Regions from separate parts of the Homo sapiens genome. Here regions 2 and 3 are each linked to region 1. A link is a loop called in an ENCODE intact Hi-C map of the cell type or tissue named here. Cell type or tissue: mammary epithelial cell. All regions are shown on one strand. Region 1 has its middle 94 kb from the start of LINC02836. Region 2 has its middle 110 kb from the start of LINC02836. Region 3 has its middle 95 kb from the start of LINC02836.

Region 1 (8,000 bases):
TGTCAACCTCTGATCTAGCCAAGTAAATCAGAATAAAGAGAAAAGACAAAGTATCAATATCATAAATGAAAAAAAGGGTGTCACTACAGATCCTACAGATATCAAACATATTATTGGAAATCTTAGGAACACTTTATGCCCACAAATTCAACATTTCAGAATAAATGAAAAATCTGTTGAAAGACACAAACTATTATAGAAATAAATCATCTAAATAGTCCTATATCTACTAGGAACATAGAATTTTTAGCTTAAAAATTTTCCCATGAAGAGAATTTTATGCCCAGCTTCAACAGTTAATTCAATTAAAAATCTAAGAAAGAGAATACAAATTTGTCCAGAAAATAGAAGAGGATGGCATCCTTTCCAACTCTTCTATAAAACCAGTATTACCCTGATACTAATACCAGACATAAATATTATTATAAGAAAAAAACCCCACAGAATATTAAGGTAACATGCCATGACTAAGTATTGTTCATCCCAAGAACTCAAGGTTAGCTTAATATTTGAGACTCGGTAAATTCAGCATATTAACATACTATAATAAAGGATATAGTATATAGTTATCTCAATAGATGCCAAATTAAAAATAATTACAAACATTTTATTTTTTAATATTTGATAGAAACTTGCAGCAATTTCGGAATGAAAGAGAACTTCCTCAACCTGATATGGGACATCTAAAAAAATATGTAGTTAACAATGTATGGATAGACATATAGGTTGCTGGAACTCAATGGAAAGCCCATAGACATCCACACATATGTTGTCAACTGATTTTCAACAAGGGGCCAAGAAAACTCAATCAGGAAAGAGGAGTCTTTCCAACAAATGGAAAAAATAGACACCCATATTCAAAACTATGAACTCAACCCTTATTTTATATCACCTACAAAAATTAATTATAAACATAATTATCACATAAACATAAATATATCCTAGAACAATAAATAAGCCCTAAAATTATACAACCTCTAGAAGAGAATAAAAAAGAAAATTATTGTTACCTTGGGTCAGTCAGAGATTTCTTAAATATGACACCAAAAGCTTAAGCCATAAAAGAAAACAATGTGGATAAATTAAATGTCATTACAATTAAATCTGTATCATCTTCAAAATACATTTTTAAGGAAAGACAAGTCACAGGCTGGGAGAATGTATTTGCAAACACATATATGAAATAGTCTTACTATCCAGTATACATAAGGAACTCTTGCAACACATTAATAAGACAATCAAACTGATTTTTAAATGGACAAACATTGAATATATACTTTATCAAAGAAGGTATATTATGACAAATAAGCACATGAAAAGATACTAAACATAGTTACTATGGCAATTTAGATTAAAACTACAATGAGATACCTACACATATATTAGAATATCAAAAATTTAAAAGATTGATAATGACAAATAGGTGAGAATGTGGAACAAGAACTCTCATAATTTGTACTTATGCAAATGCAAAAATAGAAGAAACTGTTTTGGAAAACAGTTTAGCAGCTTCTTAGAATGTTAAGCACATACTCACTTTATGACCCAGAAATTCTGCTCTAGGTATCTACCCAAAATAAATAAAAATGTATGTTCACAAAAAGACACATACTAAGTATCATGGAAGGCAAAAACTAAAAGCAATCTAAATTTCCATTAATTGGCTAATGGATAAATCATAGCAGCAAAATGAAACGAACTACTGAAACACAAAACAACACAGATGAATCTCAAAAGCATTATGCTAAACGAAAGAAGTCAGACACAGAAGACTACATACTGTCTGATCCCTTTTAGATAACATCCTAGAAAAGGTGAAACAGTGACAAAATGTATCAAAGTGACAAGGGCAGGTCAGTGGTTTCCGGGAGCCAGGGCTCTGGGGAGGGCTATGAGTGCAGAAGTTCAGGAGAGAACATTCTGGGGTGATAGGAATGTTCTGTAACCTGACTGCAATGGTGGTTACGTGATTGTATATATTTGTCAACATTTAATGAAACATACACTTAAAATAGATCAATTTTCTGTATCTAAAGTACATAAAATAAAAAGAAGATCCTAAATAATATATTTATTCATTCGTTTGTGTGTTTATTTATTTATTTATTTATTTGTTGAGCTATTGACAGAGGGTCTTGCTCTGTCACCCAGGCTGGAGTACAATGACACGATGGGGCTCACTGCAGCCACGACTTTTCAGGCTCAAGAGATCCTCCTGCTTCAGCCTCCTACTGGGACAACAGGTGTGAACCACCACACCCAGCTAATTTTTTAAAAATCATTTTATGTAAAGACAGTGTCTCATTGTGTTGCCCAGGCTGGTCTCAAACTCCTGGACTCAAGTGATCCTCCTGCCTCGGCCTCCCAAAGTGCTGAGATTACAGGTGTGAGCCAATGCACCTGGCCTCTTAAATAAGATATTTTGATAAAACCGAGGTGGGCAGATCACCTGAGGTCAAGAGTTCAAGACCAGCCTGGCAAACATCATGAAACTCTGTCTCTACTAAAAATACAAAAATTAGCCGGGCATGGTAGAGCGTGCCTGTAGTTCCAGCTGCTCAAGAGGCTGAGGCAGGAGAATCACTTGAACCTGGGAGACAGAGGTTGCAGTGAGCAGAGATCATGCTACTGCACTCCAGCCTGGGCGACAGAGCGAGACTCCATTTCAAATAAATAAATGAATAAATAAATAAATCAAACAAAAATATGGAAAAGCATATTAGTATTTTTTGGCTATCTCTAAAATGTTATGAAATCAGGAAAACCATGATCTGATCTAAGGTGCTGTCTTTTGAGCTACAAATAAAGCCATTTGTTTTGTCCACTTTATTAGAATGAAATATGGAGTTGAATATATATGCTGGGGAAAGCAGTTAATAAGCTGCTCATATTATGAATATCCATTTCATAGGAAAGAAAATAGGCTCAGAGAGATTAAGCAACTTTCACAGGCAACCTTAGCTGTCAGTAGCAGAGGTTTCCATCCAGCCTAAGATTTCCTGACACCAAGCAGGTGCTCTTTTCTCCTCAGCATGCTGCTTTCACATGTCCAAGACATCCAAAAAGTTGAGGCAATAATAACTCTTAAAACTGAATTTTCTTCATTTGAGGTCTTAGATAGGGGAAATAAATATTTTAAGCATGCAAGCAAAGCAAAGACATTAGAATCTTATAGAACTGGAATAAAATCCCTAATGAGCAACTTACTCATACACAGCCTTTGGAGAGGTAAATATTTCTGACAGTCAGTTCCCTCATCTGAAAAATTGAAATAATAATGTATTTATTACAAGGTCATTATGAAGATGTGAGGTGTTATATGTATAATTCAGTGTAGTATTCTAACAAGTAGTTAAGTCTACGGTATATTTTTGTACTCTCAGTGAGAAAGAGGTCTCCTCTGTTAAAATAAATTTAGAGAATGTGGCCTCACACATATACATCATGGAATACTATGCAGCCATAAAAAAGGATGAGTTCACGTCCTTTGCAGGGACATGGGTGAAGCTGGAAACCATCATTCTCAGCAAACTAACACAGGAACAGAAAACCAAACACCACATGTTCTCACTCATAGTTGGGAATTGAACAATGAGAACACTTGGACACAGGGAAGGGAACATCACACACCTGGGCCTGTCAGGGGGTGGGGAGCTAGGGGAGGGATAGCATTAGGAGAAATACCTAATGTAGATGAGCGGTTGATGGGTGCAGCATACCACCATAGCACGTGTATACCATGTAACTAACCTGCACATTCCACACAAGAATCCCAGAACTTAAAGTATTTAAAAAAAAAAAAAAAAACTCTCAGCAAACTGAAAAAAAAAAAAGAAACTTTCTTCACCTGATAAATGAAAACTTACAAAAAACTTTTACTCAATGTGATATTTAACAATTAAAAACTAAATGTCTTTCCCCTAGAATCAGAGGTTCTGGAAAATGTACTGGGCATTCGAGCTAAGCAGTAAAGCAAAACAAAGAAATTAAAGCTGTCCTAATTGTAAAAAAAAAAGAGAGAGAGTGTGTGAGAGAGAGAGAGAAAAAAAATGTGGCCTTAAATAGCTTTCTTCATATCAGGATTTCTTAGAACCCTCAATATGCAATACTCATTTTTAATCTCTAGGAAAGGAAATATACATAAGTTATTTCTCACTCTTTTTTAACCAGGAAATCATTATGCCATGCTGCATGAATTATAAGACTCTATCTTTTAAAAAAAATGCACATGCCCTTTCTAATTTTTGTCTAACATTTTCTAGTCCATTCCTCTTGAATGTTTAAACAATTCAATGTTATATTTAAAGACATGGGCTTCACAGTCAAATCCAGGATCCAAATTTCTGCTACTTCATTTCCTAGCCATGTAATCTAGACCCAGTATAACTGTTTCTTCACTTGTAAAGTGAAGGTAATAACCTAGTGTAAAGGGATATGGTAAGAATGAAACGAGTTCATAAACATTAAGCATTTGGTGCAGTGCCTGGCACATCATGAGCTCTGAATAATTGTTAATTATCACTCACTTTGGTGTGCTTATGTTTGAAAGAAGGCTGCAGTTCAAAGTAGACACAAAGAGAAATTGAACTGATTAGCACTGCTCAGAATAGGCAATGACTCTTCCCTGGAACACGTGGATACCTGTCTGCTAACCCCTTCCCACTTGTGGCATGCTCTGAGTATGCCTGGGCAGGAGACCCAGAACATTCACAGCTACCTCAGGTATGAAGAACAAATGTCATGCCCTGGGGACTACACAGTTACCTTCTGGACAGGATGTGACCTCTGTGCTGTCTGGGATAATATGATATTACTGGATAGGGTGTACTTTCTAGCTAACTGGAAAGAGTTCAGAGGAGGGAATCCAATATAATAAAAGATTTGGAGATGAAACTCTGTGAGAGCAGATGAAAAATCTGGGCATGTTGGGTCTAGAAAACAGACACAGCAGCCACATAGGTGCACCACACCATGGGGAAGAAAGATGCATTATTCTCAGGTATACATGAGGTTACCACAGATGACATGGGCTTTAGATATGCACAGAAATGCTTTGGAGAAAATGGATACACTTCATGATGAAATGTTAGGCAATATAGGAGATGCCTAGGATGACTACTGTATTACTTTCAAGAGGAATGTTTAGGACCAGAATAACCGATCGAATGGGTTTCTTGGAGTAAATCAAAGATAAAGAAATCAACCACGTGGGCATGAGAAGGTTGACCAGATGTAGTAGGTAGGTTCCTTTAGTTGTAAACAAAACCTACTCTGCTCAGCTTTTTGCAGAAGAAGATGTTAGATGCAGAAGAAGAACAGGAGGTGGTCAAATGATCAAGTTTAAAGGAAGACAGCAATTGAGGCAGCTCTAAAGGTCCAGGTGGCAGGAATCGATGGACAATCTCTTCAGAGTATCAATTCATTCAAGATTCCAAGTCCGCAAAGAGAGACTGGTTGGCAGCTCTAGCCATATGTTCACCCCTTGCTGAGAGGAGGATTCAGAACTTTGGAAATTACATTGAGGGAGAGGTGAGAAAATCATCATGTTATTTAAAGAAAAAAAAGGAAAAATGGACACTAGGTAGAAAAACAAAGTCCATTACACCCAGTGAATTATTATTAAAAGTACTAGCTATTACTTATTGAGTACTTGATGTAAAATATGAGAATAATAAAGCTCAGTGGGTTTTAAGCAACTTGTCTAAGGTCATAAAGCTAATAATTGGTGGAGAAGGGATTCAGAGCTAGGGCTTTCTTAATCCAAAGCCCAGTTCCTTAATTAATATACCATACTGCTTTCTGTTTATTAGTTTCATAATCTCTGCTATCACTGTCACTCCTTAATGTAGCTTTTGCCTCAGTCACCAACAAATAAGACAGAGGTCAAAAAAGAGTCACCACAATCCTCTTCCTTCCATGGCACTGTGCTCCAACACAAGGCAGAGCACTCATAGTCCCCATCATTCCCACACAGGTCCCAGATTTGGAGCACCTGGAGTGGGCAATCCAGGTGTCTAAATTCCTTTGCAATGAGCAAGGTTTGGTTTTGAGGGTCTTGGAGTAAAGGTTGATTGAGAACACCCATTTCACATCAGAACCTCCCTCATCTCTTAAGAATCTTTAAGAGAATCTTGAAATATCAAACCAACATATAACACAGATGCTATTTTAAAAGCAGCTATGTGGGGAAATGGGCTCTTTCTATGTACATATGCTGTCCTGTGCAACCAGACTACAACCCTGTGCAGCTAAAGACCATACCCTACTTCTCTTTCTTTGAGGCCACTGTAAACAACAGGCATTTAATTATGTGGCTTAAAAGCAAATAGGATGAGGAAAAGGGTGATGACATAAACTTGACCAGTTTTAGATCAAGGATAAGCCTCCCATTTTCATGGTCTATAATCTTAAAGATTCAGATTCTGTGAAGCCAAATCAGAGTTCTGGGGAAAGAGAAAAAGGAAAGAAAAGAAAAGAGAGAAGGAAGGAAGGAAGAGTCAGTATGCATATGGAGTCAAGAAACATTACAGTGTCACTGAACCTCAGCGTTGGGAGGACTGGGGAAAGGAAAAGCCATCCAGTCCAGTTCAATTAGTTAAATCACAGACTTTGGAATTAATCAGGCTTGGGCTCAAATCCCAGCTCAGCTACTTACTAGCTATATGACCTTTTGCAAATTACCCTCTAAACTTCAGTTTCTTCATCAGTAAGTATAAGGCCTAACAAATTCGTAGAGAAGATTAAATGAGATTATGTATGCAGAGCCCTTGGCTAGGTCCTTACCCTTAGTAAGCCCCAGCAAATGTCAGTCATTATTTTAATACTTTATTACATGTCTTTTTACCCTACTACAATAGTGTGCCTGGGGATTGGGGCTGGGCTGGGCTTGATTTTAAAGTTATAGAATAATATTGGAGGCTCTAAGCTAAAATTCTTACATACAATACCATAATTTCTGAAAAGACTTCACAGCTAATATAGTTTATATCAATCATTTTACACCAAGATATACATATTGTTGTCACTGAAAATTATTCCCTAATAAATTTTTTACCATTTATATTTGAGCAACTTTATTGCAATATAATTCAATAAACTTTTATTCATCATGTTCTCTGTGCCAAGCACTGCACTAAGAACTGGAAATACAAAGATCTGAAACACAGTCTGGCTTTAAGTTGCTTGGAACCCAGAAGTAACAACAAACTGCAAACAGCAGGGGAAAAATGAAAAAATTAGAAGATACGTTCAAAAAGGTTATCCTATAACTCAATTATGCAAAGATTAATAAGATGAAAGAAAAGGGACATGAAAAGCAGTTCCAGGAAATGATATGTATATTAGAAATTCCAGAAGAAAATAAAGCAAACGTACAAAAAGCTAACATAAACTACAGAAAACCTTTGACCTCAACCAAAGGGAGATTCAGATCTTTAGATTTCAAAAGTTTATCAAGTATGAGGTAAAATTAATGAAATGACTTAACTTGGCCAACCTTTGAATTTTAATGGGAAAGAAAAATCCTACAAGCCACATGTAGGGAGATGAACAAAATCTTGTTTCCCAGAAAAGGGATATTTTCCAGGTATCATTCCCGTCATCCCCTGCAACAAAAAGTCCTCAAATTCTCTACTCATTCCTATTATTTCTAATGTATATAAACAACAGAAAGACCTATTCTTGGACATACAAAGATAAACAAAGACCAGAAATCATTTATCTTTTCTGATATTTTGAAGTGAAAATATACACCAGCTGACTTAGAAATTAATAAAAAGAACAAACTCAAAACCTAGTTATAAAACCTAATACAAATGTCAAGAGAGTGTAAATAATGTAAAGAATTATTAGAGCATAATAAAAATAAGGGTAGTAAGTCAACTGAGCAAGGAAAAGGAGGAAATCAAAGAATGCTCAATGTTTTATTTCATACCAGGACATTAATAACTTTACATAAACAGCCTTAAAAAGATATAAAATATTAATACAGGATAAGCTAG
Region 2 (8,000 bases), 210 kb before region 1:
TCTTGAACTCTTGGGCTCAAGCAATCTACCCTCCTTGGCCTCTCAATGTGTGGGATTATGCATGAACCACCGTACCCAACCTAAGCTCAGTTCTGATGCTCATTTCCTTTACAACCCCATTTCCAGCCTCTTCAGTGATTTTACCCTAGAATTTACATAATCAATTAATGCACTGCCTCCAACATTTCTGGCTTCCCACTCTCTGTCCACCAACTGCTTTTCCAGCTCACTTACTGTAGTACCATTACTCCATTTAGGGTACGCCAATCTATGTGCCTTACCATTTTTCAGTGACCATTCTCCATCCCATTACATGTCCTATATCTCTTTTCTTATTAGACTCTATGGTTCATTGAGGTAATCACTTCTTTGCATATGCCCTCAATTCTTAAAGTGAATTGAAGAGTATCTCCCCCAAATCCACGTCTACTCAGAGCCTCAGAATATGACCTAATTTGGAAATAGGGTCTTTGCAGATATAATGAGTGAAGATGAAGTCTAAATTAGGGTGGACCCTAAATTCAATAACTGGTGCACTTATAAGAATAGAAGAAAGATACAGGAAACATAGACACAAGGAAGAGGACCATGTGAAGATGGAGCTAGAGAATGGAGTTTTATGCTGCCACAAGCCAAGGAATGCCAAAGACAGCTGGCAACACCAGAAGACAGGAGACAGTTACCCACTCCATTACTTCCTTCTCCTTTATAATAAAACTCCTCCAAAAAGTTGTCAGTATTAAATCTCTCACATCAACCTACTTCCATCATGTCTTCATTCCTATCAATAATGTTCATTTTGTCAAATGCAGTGGTCAGTTTTAACCCTCATCTTAGAGACTTCTTAGCAGCATTTGAAGCAGTTGACCACAAAATCTTCTGTAAAACATATTTTCTTCAATTGGCTTCTTGGATATCTGTTTTCATATCTTCCTCTATACTCATTGGACTCTCATGCTTGGTTTCTAAGTATCTGAATGGCAGAGCAGCCAGGGTTCAATCCTTTGAACTCTGCCTCTGTACCTACATTCATGCGTTCATTAGGTAATCTCATCCTGTTTCATTATTTAAAAACCATCCATATATGTGAAAAGGTGCTCAACATCATTGATCATCAGAGAAATTCAAATCAATACTACAATGAGCTATTCCCTCACCCTGGTTAAAATAGCATATATCCAAAAGACAGGTGATAAACAAATGCTGGCAATGATGTGGAGAAAAGGGAACCCTCGTACATTGTTGATGGGAATGTAAATTAGTACAGCCACTATTGAGAATAGTCTGGAGGTTCCTCAAAAAACTAGAAATTTAGCTACCATATGATCCAGCAATCCCACTGCTGGGTATATAGACACAAAAAAGGAAATCAGTATATCAAAGAGATATCTGCTGGCCTATGTTTGTTGCAGCACTGTTTACTACAGCTAAGATTTGAAAGCAACCTAAGTGTCCATCAACAGATGAATGGATAAAGATGGTACACATACACAATGGAGTACTATTCAGTCATAAGAAAGATTGAGATCCAGTCATTTGCAACAACATGGGGTAGAACTGGAGATCATTACGTTAAGTGAAATAAGCCAGGCACAGAAAGACAAACATCACATGTTCTCACTTATTTGTGGGATCTAAAAGTCAAAACAATTGAACTCATGGACATGGAGAGTAGAATGGTTACCAGAGGCTGGGAAGGGTATTTTGGGGGCTGTGAGGGAGGCGGGGAAATGGGTACCAAAAAAAAAAAATAGAAAGAATGAATAAGATTTACTGTTTAATAGCACAATAGGGTAACTATAGTCAATAATAACAATAATACATTTAAAAATAACTTAAAGAGTGTAATTGGATTGTTTGTAACTCAAAGGATAAATGCTTGAGGGGATGGATACCCCATTCTCCATGATGTGCTTATTTCACATTGCATGCCTGTATCAAAACTTCTCATGTACTCCATAAATATATACACTTATGTACCCACAAAAAATTTTAAAGTGTTAAAAAAAATTAAAATGTTTATTAGCAGGTAAAAAAATAACTAAAAAATACAAAATAAAAACCGTCCATATGCTACTGACCCAGATGTTATCTACAGCTCCTCAGAGCTCTAGAATCATGGGTAACCAATGTCCTATTCAACATTTTCACTAATAGACATATCAAATTCAATCTGTACAAAACCAGACTTGATTTCCTCACTTACCAAGTTCAGTGCTCCCCCATTCTTCCCCATCTCGTTTATCCCTGTCTCATTCTGCCCAAAATGTTAGATATTCATTATCCTGGGCTCCTTTACATCATTCCACATCCAAATCTAGCACCAAACTTTGTGAGCATTACTTTCAAATCATGTACCCTTTTAGCATCTCTGCAACTACCACCCTGTCCCAAACCCCATGTCTCTTGTCTGTTACTGAGTCAGCAAGATGCCTCCCAACTGGCTTTTCCCATTAGACTCATTTGCTCTTGTCTTATTGTTTGCTCCTCATACATTATCCAGGATGGTCTTATTAAAATATGAATCAGATCATGTCATTCCCCTGTATAAAATGTCCCAATGACAATTCCATTATACTTGGAATAAAAGCCATACTCCACACGGTGGATCCCAAGACCATACATGGTCTGGCCCCTCCCAGTCTCTCCAACTCATTTCCTCCCCCTCTGCTCCAGCCATCTTTGCCTTCCTGACATTTCCACTAGGGCAAGTGCATCTCGAGTTCAAGGTCTTTGTACTTGTAGTTGTCTCTGTCTGGGAGGTTTTTCTTCTCTGATATCTGTATGTCTTATTCCCTCACTTTACTCAGAAACTTTTCTTAACTATTTCCTCCTCAGAGAGGCCTTATCTGATCATATTATTTAAAATAATATTGCATCTATACCATATCCAATCATTTTCCATATCCTACTTTGATTTATGTGTTTTTGGGGTGATATTTATTGGTACTTGAAATTATATACATATATATTTTTTAATTTTTATTTTTATTTGAAGTCCTGGGGTACATGTGTAGAATGTGCAGTTTAGTTACATAGGTAAACATGTGCATGGTGGTTTGCTGCACCTATCAACCCATCACCTAGATATTAAGCTCAGCATGCATTAGCTATTTCTCCTAATGCTCTTCCTCTCCCCACCCGACCCCCCGACAGGCCCCATTATATGTTGTTCCCCTCCCTGTGTCCATGTGTTCTCATTGTTCAGCTCCCACTTATAAGTGAGAACATGTGGTGTTTTGTTTTCTGTTCCTGCGTCAGTTTACTGAGGATAATGGCTTCCAGCTCCATCCATGTCCCTGTACAGGACATGATCTCATTCCTTTTCATGGCTGCATAGTATTCCATGGTGTATATGTACCACATTTTCTTTATCCAGTCTATCATTAATGGGCATTTGGGTTGATTCCATGTCTTTGCTATTGTGAATAGTGCTGCAATGAACATATTCATGCATGTATCTTCGTAATAGAATAATTTATATTCCTTTGGTTATATACCCAGTAATGGGATTGCTGGGTCAAGACAATAATATATTATATTTATTTACTTACTGGCTTATTACCTGTCTTTTTTATTAGAACATAAATATCAAAGGGCAGGGGCTTTGTCTTGCTCACTATTTTAACTCTAGAAGCTTAAACATGGTTGTCATTAAATAAATATTTAATTAGTTGAGTAAAATTTCTGTTTACAAAAAATTTAAGAACATGGAGAAAATGTATAAAATAACACTAATAATCAAATCGCTAATAATCACTGGATATATGCCAGGGAGTCTGCAAAGTACTTTACAAATATGATCTCTTTAATCCTTGTATCAACCTGAGAGGTAAGGTATTATTATTTCAATTCAACAAATGAAGAAAGGAGAGTTTAAAAAAAGTTTAAGAAATTTACTGCAGCCAAACAGGGGAGTGGGGCATGTTCCCTTCTGGGTCACACTATGCGCCTCCATGGATCCCTCAAACCCAGGAGGTCATCTCAAACCCTTTATTCAGAGACAACCACCTTCTAGGCCGAGGCTTTCTACCTAGCAGAGTAGCACCCTCACTGTGGACACAATTAAACAAACAAATGGATGAACAAACATCTAACTTGCCTATGGCCGTACAGTAGTAGGTCAAATAACTGAAATTCTAACCTGAAATTGACTGGTGTCAAAGCCCGAGGATTCAATATCTCAACCATGTAAATGTTTATTCTTATTTATGGTAGAAAAGGGACTGGTTATGTTTCCCGTAGTATGCTGGAGTAGTACCCTAGGTGGCTCTCCTGACTAAAACAAAATATTGGACAGAATAAAAATGCTGCATTGAGCTGGCACAAAAGTAAGGAATTCACTAAGCACATAAAAGAAGGGAAACTAGCAACCCTGGGAGGTAACCAGATGCTGGAGGCTCTTAAACTGGGGAATTCTGATTAAACCTGGAAACCTTGGTTGTTGCTTGAGGTTCAGGGAATGAAAGATAAACCTCAGACCTCTGCCAAGGTGAGGAATCCTTGTATAAAGTTAGGAGAATCTCAAGTGGTTGCATCCTCTATGAAAAGCTGCTGAATGAGAAATAAAATCCACTGTTCAGGAAAGCTACAAAATAACTTGCTTCATAACTTTTGGTTTTGAAAAGAAGGGAAAAAGATCTTCACTGAAAATGCATAATCATATTAAAGTCCCATGAAAGATGACCTGTTAGAATTCATGCCTTCAAGCTGAGAATTGAATTAAATAATTTTTATTTGGTAGCACTTCCAGGTAACTAGCAGAAGTAGACATGAATCCACTATAGAGGAATGGAAGTTCAATTCAGGTCTCAAATAATTTTTGCAGAAAAGGTTTTAAGAGAAATGAGCCACTTATAGTCACAAATCACACACACAAAGCAACATAAAGGAGAATTTCAAAGAGCGGACAATAGTCACAGACTCCGAAAGACTCAACCAGCTTGATTTATCAATGCTAAATAGAAGTTATACTTAATGTTAAAAAAAAGATAAGTTGGAAATTGAAAATATGAACAGAGAAAAGGCAGAATTTTTTTTGAGGCAGAACTTCTAGAAATTAAAAAGGTAATACTTGAAAATAAATTTTGGCTGATGACTTCATTAGCAGGTTGAATAGAACTGGATAGAACATACTGAGATGGAATATGGAGCTCTAGTCCAGACAGGCAGGGGTGAACTGCTGAGCCAACAGGTTTATTAGAGGGGGTAAGGGACAAGTGAGGGACAATAGCCCAGGGCATTCTAGCAGGCTGTATGGAAGCTGAGAATCTCAGATCTCAAGTTACTCCAGCAGCAGGCTAAGGATGGGGCCATCAGGATGAACAGCTTCCAGATGATAACAGGCAGCTCTGCAAAACAGCAGATACTACGAGCATTCACCAAAAGCAGCATTCACCAAAGGCCCAGCATGAGAATAGGATGTCCTTTTTCCCTAATGTTACAAGGACACATAAACAACACATCTCCCTCCATATATTTGGACTCCCTGCTAAGGGGCAAGGGGCCCTGAGAGCTCAAGCATTTTTATCAAAATGAGGTACTATTACCCGACTTTTAAAAATTTTGCAAATAATATCAATATTAAATCAGAATGCAAATTTAGTTAATTTTTAAACACACAGTGGCTAGGGTTATGAGTAAAACGATATTAATTTCAGACAAAATTACAGAGCTACATTTTTCTGCCACATCTCCATATATGACATCTCTACATTTGTATGATTTATTTTTTTTTTGAGACAGAGTTTCACTCTTGTTGCCCAGGCTGGAGTGCAATGGCGTAATCTTGGCTCACTGCAACCTCCGCCTCCTGGGTTCAAGTGATTCTCCTGTCTCAGCCTCCCGAGTAGCTAGGATTACAGGCACTTGCCACCACGCCTGGCTAATTTTTGGCATTTTTAGTAGAAACAGGGTTTCACCATGTTGGCCAGGCTGGTCTCAAACTCCTGACCTCAGGTGATCTGCCTGCCTCGGCCCCCCAAAGTGCTGGGATTACAGGGGTGAGCCACCACGCCAGGCCTTGTATGATCTTTTATTTAAATTGGCTAAAATTCCATCTAGTTACTTTTTTTCTTCGCCCAGGCTGGAGTGCAGTGGTGTGACCTTGGCTCACTGCAACCTCCACCTCCTGGGTTCAAGCAATTCTCCTGCCTCAGCCTGCCGAGCAGCTGGGATTACAGGCGCCCGCCACCACGCCCAGTTAATTTTTTGTATTTTTAGTAGATACGGGGTCTCACCATGTTGGCCAGGCTGGTCTCGAACTCCTGACCTCAAGTGATCTGCCTGCCTCAGTCTCCCAAAGTGCTGGGATTACAGGTGTGAGTCATTGTGCCCGGCTCCATCTAGTTACATTCAAATCTAGTTAGTTCTCTTCCTCGTACATTTATAATATTGAATGGAAGATAAAACTAAAGATATAGTGGAAAATTGTTTTATTCCAAGTTTCACTGTTTCAGTGTTCCTGAGACCTCCAAGTAGGGCTTGAGAATGTAAGTTTTATGCAGCACTCCTTTATGCACCACTCAGATCATGAAGTGTGTAATAAATTGTTTGATTCTTTGTGCGTGGTCCAGAGACCTGCCTTCAGTAAACCTTTTAAGTAATTTCACAAGTTTGGTAAGGGGAGGCTAGAGGAGACAGAGATCCAGAAATAAAGTTTCTTTTTTCTGCTTCTGTGCAAAATTCCTGGCCCCTAGATGTCAGAAAGGAGAGGGCATTTTGAGTAGGTTTGGAGTAAGAGTTGAGACACTAAGACAGACCCTGCAATACCCTGGTCATCATTGCATCCTCTGTTTCAGGGCAGTCATTTGGAATGAATAAAAAGACAACTGACTGAGTAGCAGAAAGAGGGGTCTTCGCATCCCAAACCAGTGCCCGTGATAGGTAGGTGATGAAAGGCCCACAAATGTGTAAACACAGATGCTGACATGGAGATGCTGAGTCATGACTCAATGACTGTGATGTTATTATCTATTTTGCTGACTCATTGGGGCTAGTTGTTCTATAGTTTTACCTGTCCCATTGGCCGGGGGTTTATCAATATATGACTTGCTCTGAAAGAATTCCTAAAATTATTCTGTAGCAGAGGGATATGATGGGAGGAAAAAAAGTTTTCTTTCTGGCAGAGACTCAATGGCTGTACTCTAAGTAAGGAGGAAAGATCAGTATGGATGTATCATTTTAGCTCATATATTTCATATCTCACTCATTCTTGAATCAAAAGTATAACTTACAGAGAAACTCTGGATGAGTATGTCAGAATCTCACAGAGTGAAACTGAGGAGGTGTGGTAGATGTTGCTAATTCCAGTCTTCTACTGTAGGAGAAACTGTTCCTGTCTCCATGGCCTCCACCTCACATAGGACTTTCTCCTACCAGCCCTGCCTGGGAGGAGTGGTAGGAGTCCAGTCCCTTAGGAGGGCATGTGTTCTTCTCCAGATCAAGGGCTTTCTTTGTTACAAGGGAACCTGATGCTTGACTCATGTGGTTTATATCCAGTTTAACTCTCGGGATCACCTACGACAAGTTTTCCCCCAATCCAAACAGAACCCTTGTCATCACCTGTATTCTCTTCACTACGTTCAACTGTTATCTCTGGTGACTCTTACTACAATCTGTCCAAATTTGGCTAACATTCTAGTAGAAGTCTGTTTTCTGACTTGTAATTTTCTTGCTTTGAAATTTGTCTGTACTCCGTTAAATTCTATCTTAACTGCCACCACTAGAAAAAAAAAAAAAACTATTTCAAAAATAGTACAAAAGCTTTGGGAAAGTGTCAGAAATGTTTATAATTAAATTTGGCCTGATACGATGCTAACTTAATATTAGATTCACCACAAGCTATAAGGAATGAATGAACAAAATAAATAAAATTTTAAACTGATATAACTGAAAGCAAGAAAGATGGGCTCTTTCTTAAAAGAAGAGGTATGACAATCATTTCTTACCTCCTTTCAGTTAATGACAGTCTATCCAATTTCTTAAATAGCTCTAAAAAT
Region 3 (8,000 bases), 190 kb before region 1:
TAATGATGATGTTAGAAAAATGCAACTGTTGGATTTCAAAGTGTAAGTTTGTGTTTACCTATGGTGAATTAGTGGTAGGATCTTGAAGAGCAAGACAATGTTAAAGAATAATGCCAAATCATCCATGAGGAAAAGAAATATAAAGACTTTAGATTTCAGTCAGATGTGAAAGCTCTCTGGGGCAAGTTAGCAGAGGATGGTGACACAGGGCCCAGCATTTGCACTTTGGTTTTACTCATTATCTGTGTGATCCACTTAATAAATACACAGCAGGGTGTCAGTGTAAAGAATGAGATAATGCTTATTAAAAACATGAGTTGGCATAAGGCAAACACAATCGAATGTAGATGTCGTCAGAATCTAACTCTGAATCATATGTCATCTTCTATGGTTTTACATATAAATTTCCTAATTCTCCAAAACGGTAGGTTTCATTTAATGGAGGCTGATCATGTGCCGGACTCAGTACCAAGAATGTTATAAACATTATTTTATTTATCTGCCTAATGATGGTTCTTGGCCTCATATCAATCCTGTAAGGTGGTTCTTGTTTATCACAAGGACCTTGAGTCTCATGAAGGTTAAATGACTTGCCCAAAGTCAAATAACTAAGTGCACGGACTCTAAAGAAGTGACCATCTGATTCCATCACATGGCCTCTTGGAGGTGGAACTCCTCCGGGGGCAGGGGGAGGGGCCAGTCAAGGAAAGCCTGTCACAACTTCACTTAAAAACACTTATTTGTTTTGCCCATAGCTTATGGTTTTCAGCAAAAAGCACTTGGAATATGTACCTTATTCTCATCATCCTTTTACTCATACATTTTAACCATCTTCCTCACCATCATCATCATCAACGTGAATGCACATAGGGAAAAGCAGAGTCAAAAACACGAGATGCTTTTTTTCTTACATATTTATAGCCTTAGAGGCTAAAAATGACTCAGATTAACTATTTTTCTTTGTGTAACTAACAGGCCCAACATTGTGGAACTATATATGAAGAAAGTGTGTCATGACATATATACTAAGGGAAGAAAGGAATTTAGAGGAAATTATAGTTCTTAGTTTGCTTGTCACCTCTTCTAATTAACGAATATAAAAGAATTCATAGAAGATGTGGAATTTCAGGAAATGTATAATTTCACACATCACTGTATATCATTGTGCCTGGCTGCCACAGGATTTGTATGCAAATAATATACTAGCTTTTCTTTTTTCTTTTTTTCTTTTTGAGATGGAGTCTCACTCTGTTGCCCAGGCTGGAGTGCAGTGGTGCGATCTCGGCTCACTGCAACCTCTGCCTCCCGGGTTCAAGTGATTTTTCTGCCTCAGCCTGCCGAGTAGCTGGGACTGCAGGCGCGCACCACCACTCCTGGGTAATTTTAGTATTTTTAGTAGAGACGGGGTTTCACCATGTTGGCCAGGCTGGTCTTGAACTCCTGACCTCGTGATCTGCCTGCCTCGGCCTCCCCAAAGTGCTAGGATTACAGGCGGGAGCCACCATGCCTGGCCAACTAGCTTTTTTTTAAAAAAAAACATGATGGCCATCCATGGTTTTCTCTGGGTATTATGTCAACTACTTTGATTTCCATAATGTTCACCCAAATATGTTACCTGAATTATGATATTGCAGAAATATATTAGATGAAATAAAATATTCCCAGTCAAATACAAAGCATTTAAATTTTATATTTGCTAAGTCTTTTTTTTTTTTTTTTTTTGAGACAGAGTTTCGCTCCTTGTTGCCCAGGCTGCAGTGCAGTGGCGTGATCTTGGCTCACTGCAACCTCCGCCTCCTGGGCTCAAGTGCTTCTTCTGCCTCAGCCTCCTGAGTAATTGGGATTACAGGTAAGCGCTACCATGTTTGGATAGTTTTTGTATTTTTAGTAGAGATGGGGGTTTCACCATGTTGGCCAGGCTGGTCTCGAACTCCTAACCTCAAGTGATCCACCCACCTTGGCCTCCCAAAGTGCTGGGATTACAGGGGTGAGCCACCATTCCTGGCCAGTATTTGCTAAGTCTTGATTGAACCCTGTGGCAGTTTCCTTTGTCCCTTACTTAGTAGTGACAATACAGTTTAGATAGAAAATATTAGCATGGGAAATATTATCCGTTAAGATGTTCATGATGGTTAGTTTCTCCTGAAGCCAATGTATTTCCTTGGAATTGCTGAAGGAACTTTGCCAATATTTATGATCTGGAGAGCAATGTGTGCTATGCACTTCACTTTTGTACTACAAATAAAATTAATTTTAACTGTTCATATGGAGTTTCAATTAGTTTTGTTCACTTTTTACCACAACCAGCTTGACGTTAAAAAAATAAACAACTTCGCTACTTGGTTTGGAATTAATTTGACAGCTTACTGAATGTTCCTGTATTAAGTTAGGAGGAGAAAACAGAACTCAAAATGCAACTCAACTAAAATGTCAATTAAATACGTCCTTGGACTTTTAGCCATTCTGTGGTTATAAAATTGTTTTTAATAAATACATATGAATAAAATATCGTTATGGTGATAGATCTTCATCATATGGCCACATGAAATTACTTTGAGAATTAAATGATATAAAATATTAGGCATAGCCATAATAGCAACTAATACAGTTATTACTCTTATTATAAATTATTTTTGTCACCATTATTATATTTTCATATCTGAAGGCCAACTTCCAGCAAATGCCTTTTACAGTAGAGAAAATAAGTCTAGGTACAGTGGCTCACACCTGTAATCCCAGTGCTTTGGGAGGCTAAGGTGGGAGGATTGCTTGAGGCCAGGAGTTCAAGACCAGCCTGGGCAACAGAGCGAGACCCCATCTCTATAAAAAATAAAAGAAATTAGTCATGCATGGTGATGTGCATCTTGTAGTCCTACCTACTTGGGAGGCTGGGGCAGGAGGATTACTTGAGGCCAGGAGTTCCAGGTCACAGTGAGCTATGATCCTGCCACCACAGGCCCAGCCTGGGTGACAGGCACCCTGTCTCTTAAAACAAAAAAAGAGAAAATACAAAATTCATTTAATAGGATAATGCTTCTTAGTTCATTGTCATCATTTACTGGGTTTAACTGAAATGTGAAATTGATTACCATCATCAATAATGTGCTTAAATTTCACAAGTGTGAGTGAATTTTATCCTTTGGCAGCCCCTGACAGGAACTCACTTGGTCACTGTGTTCATACTTAATTGCTGTAATCATGGCACAGGATCTTTCTGAAAGCTAAGAAATTATTATCCCCCATAATATATCTACTAGGACTGTAGTTATTAACAATGCTTCGGATTTTCTTATAATCTTCCTTATTGATCATTGGGTTCAAAATATCTTGAATAACAAGTTTATTAATCATTTATACTGGGGTTGATAATGCAGAATTATTTAAGCATATAACTCTTTTTACATTTTTAAATTTCTGAATCTCTAAGACTTTTCTAAATATTATTTTAATTGATTGTGCTACATAGTTTCTCAGCAAGTTGGTGACAGAATCACAATTATGAACTGACTTATTTACTTACAGATCTTAGTTTCTTGGTCACAGTTTTCAATTTAGACACACTGGCTGAAATATGGAGTGAGAAGGATTTGAAGAGGATTTTTAAGGATAAAAATCCAACAAAGAAAGGTCCTATCCAAATTGCATCAGATAATAGTTCAATTAGTATCCATAGCAATATATTCTCTCCAGAACAACATAGGTGATTACCAAGATACTGTTTTGGACTACAGTAAAGTAGGGGATAACATCTTTCCAACTCTCAAAAATATTCACCCCCAAAGGGTTTTTCTGAAGAACTGCAATGACTGAACTGAACTGACACTGCATAAAGGCGAGGGAGTGGTGCTGTAGATGGATCACAGACCAGTTCTTCCAGGGAAAGCCTAGAGTTAAAGTGAAAAGAAGTAATCCAAGTCCCAACTTGCACACTCTGTCATCGGAGTTTCCAAGTAAGAAATACTTGGCTTCCAGACAACTGAATGAGACTTAGACTTTAAGCGGATTATCTGAATTGTTTCTCTAAAAGCCTTTACACCCCCACCCTTTTCAATAATCTACTTTAGAAAATAGTGGCAACATACTTTTGGAATTAAAAAAAAACTCTCACCACTTTACTACATTATGTTATATTTTCTCTTAATTGTGAAAGACAGTATCTCCACATTTGGCAATGTTAAATGTGGCAGAAGGAACATTGTATTATAGCTCATTGATGAGTTGATATTAATCTGAACTATTTGGACACACTGCAGGGAGTTATGAGAAAAGAGAATATTACACCATTATGCAAAGTTGAAAATTTTGAATTAATAAATTGTCACATTTGAGCACTCTATTTCTGTAACTCCTTTGTTAAAATGTCAGTGCATTGCAGAAAAAAATTTCCTTAAAAAACAAGTGATTCAAGGACATGTTCTCAATAAAAAAATGGGTGGGCAAATTAAATACCATGCAAACACATAAGAGAGAAGAATATAATGGAAGTTCAAAATCCATCAATCCAGCTAGGCTCGGTGGCTCACATCTGTAATCCCAGCACTTTGGGAGGCCAAGGCCAGCAGATCACCTGAGATCAGGAGTTTGAGACCAGCCTGACCAACATGGTGAAATGTTGTCTCTATTAAAAATACAAAAATTAGCCAGGCAAGGGGGTTGTGTGCACCTGTAGTCCCAGCTACTCGGGAGGCTGAGGTGGGAGAGTCCCTTGAACCCGGGAGACGGAGGTTGCAGTGAGCCGAGATCATGCCACTGCACTCCAGCCTGGGTGATAGAGTGAGACTCCATCTCAAAAAAAAAAAAAAAGTATAAAAATAATAATCTGCCAATTCCCAAAAGCTGTCAGAATTCAGAAATGAGACTGCTGCTTGATGATGCTGTATGCATGCTGCTCTGATGCATCTGACCATAGGAATTTGACTCCAGGAAATATCCTACTACATTAGCTATTTAACTATCTCTGTACCCCACTCTATCCTTATTAAATCCATCATTTTCTCATTTTTAACTAGAAAAGGCTGTGAAGAGTGTTGGGCTCATTGGAATATTGAGGTTTTGCCCCCAAACCTGCAACTGAGAAAATTACTTACACTTGATGGAGACATATTTCAAGTAATGCAGAGCCTTTTCCATTCATCCCATGTGTCATACCTGTATCAAATTAATATCTACCTGGGCTTGAGTCATTCTTACCTGTCTACCTGCCTTATCAAAATATACCCATCCTTCAAGATTTGGCTTAGATACAAATCCCTTGGGTAATTCTCTCTTAATACCCCAATTTAGTTAACTTTCTACTTAACATAACATTCTTAATCGGTCTGTACTATGGTTATGATTTATTTGGCTACTTCCCCTCTGTAAGTTTCCACAGGACAGGGGTCTCCACTATCAATCACTTTCTCTCCAGTCCCCAAAGCAAGCCTGGCACATGGAAGATCCTCAAAATATATGGTTGTACAATTGTGGAAGACAGTGTGGTGATTCCTTAAGGATCTGGAACCAGAAATACCATTTGACCCGGCAATCCCATTACTGGGTATATACCTAAAGGATTATAAATCATTCTACTATAAAGACACATGCACACATATGTTTATTGCAGCACTATTTACAATAGCAGAGACTTGAAACCAACCCAAATGCCCATCAGTGATAGACTGGATAAAGAAAATGTGACACATATATACCATGGAATACTAGGCAGCCATAAAAAAGAATGAGTTCATGTCCTTTGCAGAGACATGGATGAAGCTAGAAACCATCATTCTCAGCAAACTAACACAGAAACAGAAAACCAACCATGGCATGTTCTCACTCATAAGTGGAAGTTGAACAATGAGAACACATGGACACAGGGAGGGGAACATCCCACATGGGGGCCTGTCTGGGGGTGGGGAGCAAGGGGAGGGAGAGCATTAGAACAAATACCTAATGCATGTGGGGCTTAAAGCCTAGATGACAGGTTGATAGGTGCAGCAAACTGCAATGGCGCAAGTATACCTATGTAACAAACCTGCACATTCAGCACATGTATCCCAGAACTTAGAGTAAAATTGAAAAAAAAAATATATGGCTGTATACATTCTGAAAACCATAAAAATGGGCATTATCACTTGTACTAAGGCTATTTTTTAAGATTAAAATTTCAAAAATTATGTTGAATACTGAAAAGTTAGAATGAAAAAAAATCATGTGATGTTATTTTTAAAAAGCTTGGTAAATCAGCAAGGAAAGAGAAGACATATTCACATACTTTGTAAGGTATGTTTTTATACCAAACATGTGTTGCAGTGTGTACACATGTTCTTAGAAAGAACAGATTTGCCATGAGTACCCAAAAGGAAGGTGTGCTTTGAATGGTTGTTGTAATCCATGAAGTGAGAAGGATTTTACTATGAAAAGAAGTACCCAATTAGGTGATACTTGTTTTTTTGAGACAGGGTTTTGCTCTGTTGCCCAGGCTGGAGTTCAGTGGTACCAGCCATCGTGGCTCACTGCAGCCTCCATCTCCGTGGCTGAAGCTATCTTCGCACCTCAGCTTCCTGGGTAGCTGAGACCACAGGTGCAGGCTACCATATCCAGCTAAATTTTAAATATTTTGTAGAGATAGGGTCTCACTAGGTTGCCCAGTCTGGTCTCAAACTCCTGGGCTCAAATGGTCCTCCCACCTCAGCCTCCCAAAGTGCTGAGATTACAGGTATGAGCCACCACGCATGGCCGTGATTCTTGTTTAAATATTCTCTATCTATATTGGGGTAGGTTCAAATCTAAATACTAAAAATTCTGCTATTTTATTTTCACACAACCAAAGGTTGCGAAACATAGTTTTGAAAAGATAAAATGCTATGACATGACTGAGAATTACAACACTGGTAATTTGGAGAGGCAATACTACTCAGTGAAGAAAGACCAGTCTTAGAGGCAAATAGTTCTGGGTTCAAATCCCAGCTCCATCCTTTAGCTGCTTGACCTTATGAGAGGTATAAAATTTTTTTTTAAAAAATTGCTAATTCATCGGCAAAGTGCGAAAAATATTACCTATTTTTCTAGGTAAAAAATGCATTTATAGTACTTGACACATAGTATATTATCAACAAATATCATTTATTATTATTTTACTTCAGCTCACTTGTCCTGTTAATTACCATTAAGAACTCAGGCACCAGGATAAGAATCAACACAGCTGTATTGCCTGGTGATAAAAATGGCTCACTAGGCTGGGTGCGGCAGCTCACGCGTGTAATCCCAGCACTTTGGGAGGCTGAGGCCTGTGGAATGCTTGAGCTCAGGAGTTCAAGACCAGCCTGGGCAACATGGTGAAACCCTGTCTGTACAAAAACACAAAAAAAATTTAGCCAGGTATGGTGGCAGGTGCCTGTAATCCCAGCTACTCAGGCGACTGAGGTGGGATGATCATTCAAACCCAGGGGCAGAGGTTGCAGTGAGCTGTGATCCTGCCACTGCACTCCAGACTGGGTAACGGTGACAGAGCAAAACTCTGTCTAAAAAAACAAACAAAACAAAACCAGGCTCACTAGTTGGGAACGTATGTGACCCTACTGTAAATGAGTGGAAATGGACTAAGGGGCAGCACTCACTAGACTAGTACTGCTACCAGCAACCTGGACCAGCATAGTGGCTGAACCTAGTGTCTCTCCCAAAGATGGAAAAATTTGGGTAAAAAGTGGAGAAAAGGAAGAATAATAGCTGAGGGTAAAGAAATGAATAAATAGGTTATAAATGGAGGGGCATCCAATATTACATTATCAACTCTAAATAGCCTCAGAGCAAGAGATGGCCTTATCTCTTAGCTCAGTGATTCCAGATGCCTGAAAGGGTGAAGCTGTGTGTTTGCCGAGACCACTCCTGCTTTTGGAACCTGACGAGATTGAAGGAAAGTCTACAAACTTGAGTGGCCTCACCCTGGGAGACATTCAGACAATATGATGGACTGGACTACTTATTAAAAATTGTGTACATTCATTTTGCCATAAGGGATA

Evidence for each region. A loop is a pair of places that touch in the nucleus more often than their neighbours do. Peaks named below come from ENCODE experiments on the same cell type or tissue, not always from the same donor. Only the 100,000 strongest peaks of a DNase experiment are listed, where the experiment ranks them.
Region 2: it touches region 1 in a loop (5-fold over the local background); 2 of 110 quality-filtered maps call a loop at or near these places.
Region 3: a loop joins it to region 1, with 12 times the contacts of the local background. A loop is called at or near these places in 2 of 110 quality-filtered maps.

Annotation. Positions count from the first base shown.
Region 1 is chr6:105,722,420-105,730,419 of GRCh38, forward strand. No RefSeq gene overlaps it. Among named protein-coding and RNA genes, the nearest start is that of LINC02836, 94 kb to the left of the region's middle. In mammary epithelial cell, no CTCF peak of the experiment used is centred here; a DNase peak (open chromatin) is centred at 4,962; H3K27ac peaks cover 2,240 bases.
Region 2 is chr6:105,515,894-105,523,893 of GRCh38, forward strand. No RefSeq gene overlaps it. Among named protein-coding and RNA genes, the nearest start is that of LINC02836, 110 kb to the right of the region's middle. RefSeq lists an enhancer at 5,982-7,181. In mammary epithelial cell, a CTCF peak has its summit at 4,259; a DNase peak (open chromatin) is centred at 6,958; H3K27ac peaks cover 942 bases.
Region 3 is chr6:105,533,251-105,541,250 of GRCh38, forward strand. No RefSeq gene overlaps it. Among named protein-coding and RNA genes, the nearest start is that of LINC02836, 95 kb to the right of the region's middle. In mammary epithelial cell, a CTCF peak has its summit at 3,839; a DNase peak (open chromatin) is centred at 3,871; H3K27ac peaks cover 1,966 bases.